2 separate regions of the Homo sapiens genome follow, and region 2 is linked to region 1. Evidence: read pairs that join two places in POLR2A ChIA-PET (ENCODE). Cell type or tissue: HepG2. All regions are shown on one strand.

Region 1 (2,500 bases):
ACACCAACCTCCTTCCCCATCATGGTTCTTCACTTGGTGGCGTCAGAATGGCAGCCCTTCAGAGCTCATAGCTGGGCACAGAAGAGCGGCCATCGTCCATATAGGGCCTTTTTCACCTTGGAAACAAGAGGCAGGCCAGTCACAGTGGCTCACATTTGTAGTCCCAGCACTTTGGGAGGCTGAGGCAGGAGAATCACCTGAAGCCAGGAGTTTGAGACCAGCCTGGGCAATATCCCAAGACCCCATTTCTACAAAAATAAAAAAATTTGCCAGTCATAGTCATGGTGATGCATGCCTATAGTCCCAGATACTCAAGAGGCTAAGGTGGAAGGGTTGCTTGAGCCCAGATGTCAAGGCTGCAGTGAGCCAAGGCTGCACTCCAGCCTGGGTGACAGAGTGAGACCCTCATCTCTAAAAAAAAACAAAACAAATGAACAAACAAAAATAACAGCTGCTATCCTCTCTCACTGGCAAGCGCCCTGGTCTGCCACCCTCCCCAAGCTGGAGCTTGAGGCCACAGCATCTGAAGTGTTTCAGAATTTCCAACGGTGCTTCAAAGGGTCCTGCCACCCCACCACGCATGCATCTGGCAACTGGCATTCCTGTGAAGGGCTGCAATCCTTGGCCAGAGTCGCCGTTGCTGCTTCAGGCCAGAACATCCAGCCAGCCAGAGGAACATCCCCTCCTGGCTTGTCCCTAGCTGGAGCCAGCCCTCACCCTCCGAAACAGAGGAGAGTCTAGAAGAACAGAGTGCCCACACCCCAGGACAGATCCCAGGGCTGCTCCATCAGTGAAGGAGAATGTACAAATCTGGCAGGGAGCTCAACATTCTTCCTGGACAGTGTGAGAAAGGCAAGAAGAGAAGAAAGTGTAGATTAAAAGCATGGGCTTGGACCCAGACTGTGTGAGTTAGAAACCCTGCGTTCTCCTGATCAGAAGTCGCCTTGGGCAGATCAGTTGCTTCACTTCTCTCAGCCTGCGGCCTCCCACTCTGCAGATGAGCCTGAGATCCAGCTCACTAGCACTCAGGGCCTGGCCTTGCACAGTCATTCCGTAAATGTGAGCTCTTGTGTTGCCACCATTATTTCAGGGTCCCTGGCCCCTCAGAGCTCGAAGTCCTCTAAGAACAGGACTCCCACACAGGAGACAGTAGAGCCACTGGGGTCGAGGGGCAGAAGTGCTTGGTGGCCTCTGAGGATGCAACTGGGACGCTGTGGCAAAACCCCAAGAGCCAAATTCAGCTCCAAGTAGCACTGAGGCTCAGGAGGCGTGGGGCCCTGTCCCTGCCAACAGGGAGCTCCCAGGAGTCCTGGGGTGTTGTGATTCTAAAAAAGGAGCCTCTGGATGTTGTAAAGAGTGACTGACATGGCCATGGAGATCCCTGGCTGAGCACTGCCTCCTGCAGTTCACAGAACCCATCACAGGCTCTGTCCTGTGCTGACCTGGAATCAGCCTGCATGGCCATTGCCTGGATCTGGGCCTTGACATGGATGCACCCCGTGCCATGCCTGGGCTTGAGCCCAGCTCTGCCCCTTTCTGCCAGCGTGACACAGGGCAAGTTCTGTTAGCCTCAGCAGGGTTGCTCCTCTCGGAATTTGTAACCATCTTTGCGCTGTTCATGGCAGAGCTGAGCTGTCCAGCTGAAGACCTGGGGCACTTTCATTTCTGACGTCCTGCGTTCTAACAGCCTCCAAAGAGGAGCAGCTGGTAAAGGCTGCTAAAGCAGGCAGAATCTCTGGTTCCACCCAGACACAGCAGTTCCCCATAGGATGTCTGAATACCCCTCACAGGCCTGACAAGTGCTCTTCGACCCTCAGCTTACACACCTCCCAGGGTGGAGCACTCACTTCCTTACAGCTGGACAGTTGCCTGGGAGAGTGTTTTTTGGTCCCAGCTTGAATCTGTCCCCTTCACCATGTCCTGCAGCAATCAGAATGTCATGGAGGAGGGACACCCTCGTGTTCCAACCCTCACTATTGCCACCTCTCCTTTCACTTTATGTTACTGCAACCCAGAACTGCTGTTGGCCAGCACGTGCCACACCACCTCTCCCCTCCGTGCATTTGATCCTGCTGTGCTCTACCAGGAATGCCCTTTCTCCTCTCTTCCTCTCACTCCTCACTCATCTCCTTAGTCTGGGTCCCTCTCCTTCCACTTCAACCCCATGGCCCCTGGCACTGCATGGCTCATGCTGTCCTGTGAGTGTTTGCCTGCCCATCTCCCCCTCTCCATACCGTGACCTCCTCAGGGGAGGGGACTGTGTGTCAGCTCCTGGCACAAGGTTGGGTACAGAGGTGGTGTCATCTCAGGCCCCACTGAACTGAAAGGTCCCTAGCCCTTCCCTGGGCGGCCTGCAAAGCAGGAGAAAGGAAGCTCGGCTCTGCCAGTGTCCCTCCAGACACTCTTTGAGAGACCAGTTGTCCATCCTCCACTGGCCCTCCCATCCAGCCCTCCTGTCATACTTCCTCAGGAAAAAAAACACCGCCATAGCTTGATATCC
Region 2 (2,500 bases), 130 kb before region 1:
CTTGAGTGATGTCCTCCTTAGAACTCTTGCCCTGTGCATTGCTCCACTAGATGGTCCTCACAAACTGTCTAGTCCAGTCCAATCCTCTCATTTTACAGATGGGGAGACCAAAGTCCATAAAGAGGTGCTGATTTCCCCACAGTCAGCCAGCAGATAAGGTGGAACCCAACCAGCAGCGGAGCTGCTTTTTCCAGCTTCCCTTGGAGAGATTTGAAGGCAGGAAGCTCCTCTCTGCTTCCTGTTACCCCCAACAGGGATAGTACTACAGCTCCAGGCAGCTTTTAAGATAGACTTTGCTGTTTGGCTCCCCTTAGATTTCTGGAGCCCTCTATGGCTAAGAGATGTTTCAGTCTCCTTGGATAGCTCACCATGGGGAGGGCTGAGCGCATGCAGTTCATTCACTGGCCCAGCCAGCCACCACTTACTCCATTCACTCTCTTTTATTTTCCCATCTGTACATTTATTTACTTCCCTTTTCATTTGTTCAGATAATTGTCTATTCATTCACTTATTCACTGACCCATTTATTCCTTTACTCATTTAACAAGCACAGAGCACTCTGCCTGCACGAACTGGGGAGACCTATAATAAAGCAGATGACCACAACACACAATGATTGTACAGTAGGCAGCTTGGCGGACCGCGGGAGCCCAAGAGGGAGTGACTAAGCTCCAAGGAGACACCTCAGAGGAGTGACATCCCAACAGGGCCTGTAAGAATGAGCAAGGATTGTCCAGGTGAGAGAGGAGGAAGGAACATCTGTTAGCTCCTGATGTGGTTTTCTGGGGCCACTTAGAGCTGAGCTTCCCAAATCCCTTGGCTTTTGGTCAGCCTAGGCAGAAGGAACCACAGCCCAGACTGTGGCTCAGATCGAGTTCTTGGATATGTTTACCTCTAGCCCTGACTCTGGACCTTGGTCGCTGATTTTCCCCAGTCTGCATGGAGGCATAGAATGGTATGAGTCTGGCTGGGCAGGAAGAGCTTGGAGTCCTTTCTTTCCGTCCCCGTCTTGGCTTATGGCCAGGCTTCCTGATTATTATCTGGGTGCACAGTTCCACGTGGTCTCCTCTACCCCTGCTTGCCTGAGTTGGAGGAAAGGAAGAGAAGGAGGGAGGGGGTATTCATAAACTCAACAAGAATTTCTTTATGGGCAGGAGAGCAGTGAAGGCCACTGTGTTTGGAATCAGATAGACATGGATTCAGATTCTGCCGTGCTGCGTACTAGCTATGTGATCTTGGACAGGTCCCTCTGAGCCTGTTCTCTTCTCTGTAAAATGTGGCTAATAGCATGTAACTCGGAGGGTGGGTCACATTCTCTGTGTCACCATTGTTGACAGACAGTCTGTTCTCCAAATATGGTGGCTAATGTTTTCCTATTCATCTACTTGCTACACAGTTGTAGCACAGTTGCCATGTGCAGGACTGCCAGAAAGGAGCTGGCTATGCAGACACATAAAGCATTCACAGCCCAGCCACGGAGACAGACAGGTGAACCCTTGCCTTCCATGCAGTGTGGTACTGCCAGGGTCTCAGGTCCACTCAGGGCACTTCAAGGAACCACAGCAGGCTGTAGAGTGAAGGTGATGTTCTGACTGGGCCTTAAAAGCAGAGTACATAGGAGGCTTTCTTTTCTAAATCCAGGTAGCACCTCTGACTGCTAGATTACTTTATTCTGACCTTCAGCTCTTCCAAATGCAAAATGGGAATAATAACTGTTGCAAGAATGAGACAGGACAGCACATGTTAAGAGGCTTTGTAATGGGAAAGAGCACTTCTTCATGAAAACAACCAACCAAACCCAGCCAACCTGAGTCTAAAGCCCTTCCCCAGCAGCACACGCCTGCGGGCCAACATGCATGTCATAGATCATAAAGAATCCGGGAGTATTTGTTCAGGAAAAGACAAGAGGGAGGTGAGAACACTAGTTTCTCTTGCTCTTTTTTTTTTCTTTTCTTTTTTGAGACAGTGTCTCACTCTGTCACCTATGCTGAAGTGCAGTGGTGCAATCATAGCTCACTACAGCCTCAAACTCCTGGACTCAAGGGATCCTCCCACCTCAGCCTCCCAAGTAGCTGGGACCACAGGCACATGGCACATGCCACCATGCTTGGCTTTTTTTTTTTATTTTATTTTTTATAGACACAAGGCCTTACTATATTGCCCAGGCTAGTCTCAAACTCCTGGGCTCAAGCAATCCTCCCACCTTGGCCTCTCAGAGTGTTGGGATTACAGGCGTGAGCCACTGCACCTGGCCAAGAACTCTGGTTTCTAGCCCATTAGAACTTGGGAGGAGTGTCCCATGAGTGACAGAGGTAATAGCCTCTCAGCCTGCTGCCTGACGCCCACCCATCCGCAGATATGAGGGAATGGATATTCACTGTGGCAGGAAAGATAGGCTAGAATCTCAGTGGAGCATCCTGGACTTCAGCACCCAGCATTTCAGACTCACTTTCTAAGGGTTTCCGGGGTTCCTGGCCTATCTGGACTGCCTGCCCAGGGC

The links. ChIA-PET counts read pairs that join two places held together with the same protein. Peaks named below come from ENCODE experiments on the same cell type or tissue, not always from the same donor. Only the 100,000 strongest peaks of a DNase experiment are listed, where the experiment ranks them.
Region 2: POLR2A ChIA-PET joins it to region 1 with 11 read pairs; 1 of 35 experiments calls an interaction of 5 or more read pairs at or near these places.

What each region holds. Positions count from the first base shown.
Region 1 is chr1:47,784,638-47,787,137 of GRCh38, reverse strand. The region is part of intron 4 of TRABD2B (TraB domain containing 2B); the gene reads left to right. Among named protein-coding and RNA genes, the nearest start is that of LINC01738, 97 kb to the right of the region's middle. RefSeq lists an enhancer at 719-1,219. In HepG2, a CTCF peak has its summit at 1,405 (motif pointing left); a DNase peak (open chromatin) is centred at 1,407.
Region 2 is chr1:47,917,193-47,919,692 of GRCh38, reverse strand. All of the region lies in intron 2 of TRABD2B (TraB domain containing 2B), which reads left to right. Among named protein-coding and RNA genes, the nearest start is that of TRABD2B, 79 kb to the left of the region's middle. In HepG2, a CTCF peak has its summit at 52; DNase peaks (open chromatin) are centred at 102, 1,002 and 1,322; H3K4me3 peaks cover 832 bases.